Regions from separate parts of the Homo sapiens genome. Here region 1 is linked to region 2. Evidence: read pairs that join two places in POLR2A ChIA-PET (ENCODE). Cell type or tissue: A673. All regions are shown on one strand. Links, peaks and the distances in the headings refer to the core of each region. The heading gives the core; the rest is flanking DNA. Region 1 overlaps IQGAP2 (IQ motif containing GTPase activating protein 2). Region 2 overlaps IQGAP2 (IQ motif containing GTPase activating protein 2).

Region 1 (4,394 bases), core at 165-4,164, 71 kb before region 2:
TGCCACTGCACTTCAGCCTAGGAGACAGTGAGACTCCGCCTCAAGAAAAAAAATAATTTAGCATACCCTAAGTGTACGATGTTTATAAAGTCTACAGTAGTGTACGGTAATGTCCTAGGGCTTCACATTCACTATCCTAAAGGACAGTGACACAAGTCCTGTCCTCAAGTGATCCGCCCACCTTGGCCTCCCAAAGTGTTGGGATTACAGGCGTGAGCCAGGCGTGGTTGTGCGCACATGTAATCCCAGCTACAGGCCGGGCCCCCTTTTTATGTTTAGATACACAAATACCACCATGCTACAACTGCCTACAGTACTGAGTATAGTCACATGCTGTATGGGTGTGTAGCCCAGGAGCAATAGGCCATATATCCTAGGTGTGTAGAAGGCTGTACCATCTAGGTTTGTTTAAGTGCACTCTGTGATGTTTGCGCAATGACGGAATCACCTAATGACATACTTCTCAGAACACATTTCCCTCATTAAGTGATACATGACCGCACTAGGTGCTGCTTCCTAGGCATCTCTGGGAGGAAGAACATTAATTTTAATTTTCTGTACCTAGTTCATACTTGGGGTTTATTGTACCATCTGGGAGAAACCAGGAGGTGTTTAGTTAGGCCTTTCCCTGCTCACAACTTTCATAGGCTCCGTTTTCCCTGCAGGATCATGGAAGGGCACCTCCTGAGCCTGGCCCAGGAGCCCATACTCACCCCTTTTACACCGCCTCCGCCTTCCCGCCATGGTTGATCGTTCTCTCCTCAGTTATGCCTCAGGTCCCTGTCCTGCTTCCACTGTGCATAGTATGCTTTATGGTAGCTTTCTCCATGTGTTGTCCTCTCTTAGCAGTCAGGGAGCTCCCTGAGGAAGACATTCTCACTCGCTGTACCCCACTGCCTTGCACGGGGCCTGTGCAGAATGGGTGCTAGGTTGCTTTGCCTGAGTGAGTGTTGTGATCTCAGAAGTTCTGGCTTAGGCTTCTTGTCCCTGTGCTTTTGTCTAGAGAGGCTTTGTGAGGGACGCTGATTCTGTTGGATAGCCTTTGAATGATTTTCATTCTCAATTGCATGGATCGCTTTGGGGAACACAGACCAGCTGGCTGTGCTTGGCAGCAAGGTGTTGTGTGGTGGAAATGGCTGAATTCCACATATCCTCTGTTACTCACAGACATTTAGGGGAGCACGTGCCATCCCTCTCACAATTTTGAATACATAGGACCGGGTGCTCCTCACCCTTCCATTTCAGTGGGATAGTTTGTCTAGCAGCTGCTCTGTGCTGATGACATTATGAAATAGGGATTTTAAAGGACCTCTGTGCAAATGGAGCCCCTCAACCCCTGACGATGTGTTCTGCACAAATAGATTTAAGTAGGCTTTTTATGCATCAGAACTGCCTGCAATCTGAAACACACCAACAAGACAGGTTCAAGGATGAATTAACAAAGGTTCAGCAGACTTAAATGATATTCAGAAGTCTTGTGGCTAAGTCAAATTATAAATAAACTCATGTGTGTGGTGTAGAACTGTGTGTGTGTGTTGGTTTTGAGAGACTGATAGAAGGAAGAAGTAGATGGAGTATTATTTTCTTACTCCTGATGTGTCTCCCAGGCTGGATGATGACAAAGAACAAAGGAGAAGTTGTCAGGCTCAGTCAAGGAGAAGGGAGGAGCGATATGGTTTAAGTGTGGGAGGAAGAGAATTGAAGGGACATTTGTGCCACTTTACGCACCCACAGAGCTGTTTGTGTAGGTGGGGGCTGGGCAGGGAGTGTCACCAGAGACTTTGACTTCTCTGCCTCAGAACTTCACTCAGTGGGGTGTCTGTGTGCCTCAGATTAATGTCAGCCTGCTCAGGGAGAAGCAAATATGTGTCCTCTGAGGGATAAGGCACATATTTCACATACCCTCTGTTCTGGATGGAGCTGAGCTCAAGGGACTGGGTGGAGAGGAGGTCCTCTTCTCTCAAACATGGCCCTTCTTTCTCGCAGCCATACTTTTGCTAATCCCCTCTCTCTGGAATAGTTTTCTTATTCCTTTCTCCCTCAATTATCATTTTACTCCTTTTAAAGTCTACCTGGTCTTCATAGATGAACCCAGAGCTTATCTTTTCTCTGCAGATTTCTTGGTCACCCAAATAGTGGTAATTTTTCTTCTGAACGCCCCTAGCACTTACTGTCCATATCACTTCTGTGTCATGTATAACAGAATAGCAGATGGAGGAAGCTCAGTGTTTTTGTGTCTCATATACATAGGCAACTTCCATATTATTGTTCTGTATGTTATCTTGTCTCCCCAAATACAGCCCCAATGTGTCAATTCTTACCATGTCTGCTACAGTTCCTAGGGGATTTTGCAGGGGGAAAGAAGTGAGTTGTCATGTAAATGAAATAATGGTGTACCTTGACTGAGGATGTGAGAGAATTTTTTGTGCATCCCTGGGCACACAGCTGTCTTAGTCTCTTGTGCCCCTATAACAGAGTACCTGAGACTGAGTAACTTATAAAGAACAGAAATTTGTTTCTCGCAGTTCTGGAGACTGAATGTCCAAGATCAAAGTACTGGTGGGTTTGGTGTCCCATACCAGCTGGTTATCTGTTTCCAAGATGGCATCTTGTAGCTGCATCCTCCGTTGGTGGAAGTGATGGAAGGAAGGTCAATAAGGCCCTACCTAGTTCCCTCCAGCCCTTTTATAAGGTCACTAATCCCATTCATGAGAGCTCTGCCCTCATGACTTAATCATCTCCTAAAGGATCCACCTCTTAATGCTATCACAATGGTGATGAAGTTTCAACATATGAATTTGGGGGCACACATTCAGGCCATAGCAGCAGCCTTATATGGGAACTGACAATATTGTCTCTACCGGGGCTGTCCTCTATATAGAAATATAACAGGAGCCACATGTATAATTTTACCTTTTCTACTAGCCACAGTAAAAAAGTAGAAAAACAGGTGAAATAATTTTAATGTATTTTATTTAACCTAGTATATCCCAAACGTCATTTTAATACATAATCAATGTACAAAAAAAGTTTTTTTTTTTTTCGAGATGGAGTCTCGCTCTGTTGCTCAGGCTGGAGTGCAGTGGCACAATCTTGGCTCTCTGAAACCTCTGCCTCCTGGGTTCAAGCAATTCTCCGGCTTTAGTCTCCTGAGTAGCTGGGATTACAGGAGTGTGCCACCACACCCAGCTAATTTTTTGTATTTTTAGTAGAGACAGGGTTTCACCATTTTGGCCAGGCTTGTCTTGAACTCCTGACCTCAGATGATCTGCCTGCCTCAGCCTCCCAAAGTGCAGGGATTACAGGCATGAGCCACCACACCCGATCCAATGTACAAAAATATTAATGAGATATGCTACTGTCCTTTATTTTATACTAAGTCTTTACTAACTGATGTGTATTTTACGCTTACAGGACACTGCAGCTCAGACTAGCTGCACTTCAAGTGTTTAATACTTACATGGGGCTAGAAGCTGCCATGTTGGAGAGAATAGGCCCTGCATTCTTGATCCTTAGTCTAACAGGAGCCTCTTAGGGATCTTCTGATTATTCCAGGAAGAAGCAAGAAAGGTTACAGGGTTGTGTTTCATGTATTAGGAGGCAAATTAAAGCTTTAAGAGAATAGAAACAGAGAATTTACCAATGAGGTGCACTTAACTTTTTTCTCCCTTAGTTTTCTTCCCATATTCACATTTACCACAGAAAGGAGAAACAGGAAAAATTTACAACAGAAAGGAGAAACTCACCAAGTACTTACGCAAATACAAGTAGCGCATGGGATGCATTCTTTTTCTTCTGTCCTGTGCACCTGCCTTACCTTTTCCCAGGGTGAGTGGATGATAGCGTGGCATCTTTGCAGGAAGAGCTTGTAGAGAAGAAATGGTGATTCCAGCCACCTCAGCCTCTGCTTCTGATAGCCTCTTGCTTTGTTCCTGAAGTTAAATAACCAAAATATATGCTTATAAAGTGGTGATGAAAAATTACTTCTTGGTCAGTAGGTGTCTCTGATGGCAGCAAATCCATGTTGCATTTGTCTTTTTCTCTTAATAAAGGACTTGATGGACTGTGACAAGATTGGCCACCTATTTTAGAGTCATTGGAATTAAATTAAGACATGCCCACACTACCTAATTTCATAAGGGTGGTGCTGGAGGGAGAAGAGGATAGTACATACAGAAGGAAGAGGGTGGCCCAATATCGACATGTTAATACCCAGGACTAAAAACAAAGTCTCTACTGTTATAAAGGCCAGGAAGGATGTTCTCTTTCTACCCAGGCAAACACTGTCCAAATTTTATCCACAGGAAAATCAAGGCTCAGTTATTCATTGTGTACAGCTGCAGAAACAATAGAAAATATAGCCCCTTGGTTATCAGAGCAGCATTATCCAAATA
Region 2 (4,394 bases), core at 138-4,137:
CTAAACAAATACTGCTGAAGGTCAGGTGTGAACAGTGAATCATATTGGCGGGGCATGGTCTGGGATATGGTGGTGAGCAGTAAAAACTACAATAGCTACCATGAAAGGTACCTACTATATGCCAGGCACTGTTCTAGTGCTTTTCTCCTATTAGCCCTTGGAAGCAGTTCTATTATTATCCCATTTTGTAGATTAGGAAACAGACTCAGATTAATTCAGTTACCCAAGGGGCACGTAACTGGTAAGTGGCAGAGCTTTGGTTCAGTCTCAGGCGTCGAGCTCTGGAGTGTGTGTGTGTGTGTGTGTGTGTGTGCTTTCAACCATTGTGTTAGATGCCTCTCAAGACAGATAAGGTCCTTGCTATTGTAGAATTCACAGTCTAACTGAGTGAGCCAGTCAAACTAATAAGTATTATATCTAGTCTGCCAGGTAGTAATAAATGCAGTGAAGAGAAAATTGGGTGAGGAATTTTAGAGGATGATGGGAGTTGATGTTTTAGCTAGTGTATTAGTTTGTTCAGGCTGCCATAAACAAAATACCACAGATTGGGAGGCTTAAACAACAGAAATTTACTTTCTCACAGTTTTGGAGGCTGGAAATCCAAGAGCAAGGTGTCAATGTGTTTGGTTTCTTCTGAGGCCTCTGTCCTCGGCTTTGCAGATGGCCCTTTCACTATGTCCTTCTGTCTTCCCTCTATGAGCGTTCAGCCCTGGGAGCTCTCTGTGCCCTGATCACCTTTTCTTATAAGGACAGTAGCCACACCTAATCACCTCATTTTAACTTAACCATCTCTTTAAAGGCCCTGTCTTCAAATACAGTCTCATTTTGAGGTATTAGGGGTTAGGACTTCAACATATAAATTTGGGGAGGGGAACACAGTTCTGACCATAACACTCTGCCCTCTGCACCCCCAAAATTCATGTCCTCCTCACAGCAAAATACATTCACCTGCATTCAACAACCTAAGCCTTAACCCATTCTAGCATCAATTCTAAGTCCCAAATCTCATCTAAATATCATCTACATCAAAGTGAGAGAGACTCAAGTATATGATTCATCTTGAGGCAAAAATTCTTCTCCAGCTGTGAACCCGTGAAACCAGACAAGTTATTTGCTTCCAAAATACAATGATGGGGACAGGCTTAGGATAGACATTTCCATTCCAAAAGGGAAAACTTGGAAGGAAGAAAAAAGGGTCATGGGTCCAAAGCAAGTCCAAAACCTAGCTGGGCAAATTATGTTCAATTTTAAGGCCTGAAAATAATTCTTTTTACATGATGATCTGTCCTCCAGGCCCATTGGGCTGGCAGAATTTTTTTTTTTTTTTTTTCAGTATTTATTGATCATTCTTGGGTGTTTCTCGGAGTGGGGGATTTGGCAGGGTCATAGGACAATAGTGGAGGGAAGGTCAGCAGATAAACATGTGAACAAGGGTCTCTGGTTTTCCTAGGCAGAGGACCCTGCTGCCTTCCGCAGTGTTTGTGTCCCTGGGTACTTGAGATTAGGGAGTGGTGATGACTCTTAAGGAGCATGCTGCCTTCAAGCATCTGTTTAACAAAGCACATCTTGCACCGCCCTTAATCCGTTTAACTCTGAGTGGACACAGCACATGTTTCAGAGAGCACGGGGTTGGGGGTAGGGTCACCGATCAACAGGATCACAAGGCAGAAGAATTTTTCTTAGTACAGAACAAAATGGAGTCTCCCATGTCTACTTCTTTCTACACAGACACAGTAACAATCTGATCTCTCTTTCTTTTCCCCACATTTCCCCCTTTTCTATTTGACAAAACCGCCATCGTCATCATGGCCCGTTCTCAATGAGCTGTTGGGTACACCTCCTAGACGGGGTGGCGGCCGGGCAGAGGGGCTCCTCACTTCCCACACGGGGCGGCCAGGCAGAGGCGCCCCTCACCTCCCTCCCGGATGGGGCGACTGGCCGGGCGGGGGCTGCCCCCCACCTCCCTCCCGGACGGGGGTGGCTGGCCGGGCAGAGAGGCTCCTCACTTCCCGGACGGGGTGGCTGCCGGGCGGAGGGGCTCCTCACTTCCCAGACGGGGCGGCTGCGGGGCGGAGGGGCTCCTCACTTCTCAGATGGGGCGGCCGGGCAGAGACGCTCCTCACCTCCCAGACGGGGTGGCGGTCGGGCAGAGACGCTCCTCACCTCCCAGACGGGGTCGGGGCCGGGCAGAGGCAATCCTCACATCCCTCACATCCCAGACGGGGCGGCGGGGCAGAGGCGCTCCCCACATCTCAGATGATGGGCGGCCGGGCAGAGATGCTCCTCACTTCCTAGATGGGATGGCAGCTGGGAAGAGGCACTCCTCACTTCCCAGACTGGGCGGCCGGGCAGAGGGGCTCCTCACATCCCAGATGATGGGCGGCCAGGCAGAGACACTCCTCACTTCCCAGACAGGGTGGCGGCCGGGCAGAGGCTGCAATCTCGGCACTTTGGGAGGCCAAGGCAGGCGGCTGGGAGGTGGAGGTTGTAGCGAGCCGAGATCACGTCACTGCACTCCAGCCTGGGCAACATTGAGCACTGAGTGAGCGAGACTCCGTCTGCAATCCCGGCACCTCGGGAGGCCGAGGCAGGCAGATCACTCGCGGTCCAGAGCTGGAGACCAGCCCAGCCAACACGGCGAAACCCCGTCTCCACCAAAAAATGCAAAAACCAGTCAGGCGTGGCTGCGCGTGCCTGCAATCCCAGGCACTCTGCAGGCTGAGGCAGGAGAATCAGGCAGGGAGGTTGCAGTGAGCCGAGATGGCGGCAGTACAGTCCAGCCTCCGCTGGGCATCAGAGGGAGACCTTGCAAAGAGGGAGACGGGAGAGGGAGACGGAGAGGGGGAGGGGGAGGGGAGGGGGAGGGGAGGGGGAGGGAGAGGACTGGCAGAATTTCTTCAAGGCCCCAGGTGGCAGCCTTGCTTTTGAGGCCTTGGACAATGACAGCCTCACCCTCTCACACTGAGACAGAGAGAGCCTCACCCTTTGAAATGGAAGAGAGCCTTCCTCGCCCCTGGGCCTGAACACTTTCGTTGTGGGGTGAGAGTAGTAGCTTTAGGGACCATTCTTCCTTTTTCTTGAAGGATAATACATGCTCACACCCAGAGCCAGATAGATCTATTGTCCCATCCTGTAGCATCTCAGAAGCCTGCTGCTGTTGTGTCCTGTCTCTGTCCCCTTTAGTCCAAGTCAGCAGTGTTTCTGCTACTGGTAGAACCCCGTCTCTATTCCTGGCTTCTGTTGAGATGGCCAATTAGATCTGTGAGTCCCACTGTCACTCTTTAGGGAGTGATTGTCCAGTCACACTGTTGGTGCCCTCTCCAGAACACATTCTCATTTTTTTGCAATATGGATAAGCTGAGAATTTTCCAGATCTTTAAGTTCTGGTTTGTTTAGCCTAACAATTTTTTCTTTAATTTCTCTCACTTCTCTTGCACTTTAATAGAAGCAGTAAGGAGAAAGGAAAGTGGCAAGGAAAGCACAACAGGCTTTCAACACTTGGCTTAGAAATCTCAGCAGAATATCCAAGGTTGTCACTTACAAGCTCTACCTTCCACAAAACACAAAAATGCAATTCAGCAATGTTCTTGGCCATTTTATAACAAGGATTGCCTTTTTTCAGTGTCTAATAACATGTTCCTCATTTCTGTCTAAAATCTCACTAGAATCACCTTTCATGTCCATATTTCTAGCAACAGTCTCTCTTAGCATCTGAGACAACGTTCTGTGGAACACAGTTTGGGGAAGCTTGCCAAACTCAACAGATTATACTATATCATCTCCCCCTGAAAGAGAAGAGTGAGACATAAGTCCTCTGCAGTCTGTTCCACTCCTACTAGATCTTGAAGTCATATGTTGATTCTTTTCATGGTATTGTGTGCCTGTGTTTTAAGGAAAATAATTAGCATTCTTAAAGCAAAGCAAAAATTTTACTAAAGAAAATAATTAGCCTTTCATGTCACTTTCTTAGAGTGAACCAAATAAGTTTTGTATGAGAGAAAGATAGGGGCCCGTAGATGCCCACTTTAGTTTTGCAGGGTGGGTTCCTACAGCCACGTTCCCCTGGGCTAATAAGGCTAATGGAATCATGGTGGCAGTTTTGCATTGGCCTCCAGCTAATGAAAAGTTTTGCCATGAGAACTTAACTTAGTCCTTCTGATGCTTTTACTGCCTGTTGACACAGAAGGTGGAAAATGACCAACTATGCTATACATAAAAACAAAGTCCAGATATTCTTATATTCTTTTAGAATATGTCTTATGTGCTGATTTTTAAAATATTAAGGGAAAAATTGACTTGTGATACTTGAAAGTTCATAGAACAGGGCACTGCATTAAAACAGGGCTTATGCAAATAAAACACATTTTTCTGTTCTTGGCCAGCAGTTCTACCGT

What was found. ChIA-PET counts read pairs that join two places held together with the same protein. Peaks named below come from ENCODE experiments on the same cell type or tissue, not always from the same donor. Only the 100,000 strongest peaks of a DNase experiment are listed, where the experiment ranks them.
Region 1: POLR2A ChIA-PET joins it to region 2 with 7 read pairs; 9 of 35 experiments call an interaction of 5 or more read pairs at or near these places.

The regions. Positions count from the first base shown.
Region 1 is chr5:76,478,357-76,482,750 of GRCh38, forward strand. The region is part of intron 2 of IQGAP2 (IQ motif containing GTPase activating protein 2); the gene reads left to right. Among named protein-coding and RNA genes, the nearest start is that of IQGAP2, 77 kb to the left of the region's middle. In A673, for the core only: no CTCF peak of the experiment used is centred there; a DNase peak (open chromatin) is centred at 1,795; H3K27ac peaks cover 892 bases.
Region 2 is chr5:76,549,035-76,553,428 of GRCh38, forward strand. The region is part of intron 2 of IQGAP2 (IQ motif containing GTPase activating protein 2); the gene reads left to right. Among named protein-coding and RNA genes, the nearest start is that of F2RL2, 72 kb to the right of the region's middle. In A673, for the core only: no CTCF peak of the experiment used is centred there; no DNase peak of the experiment used is centred there.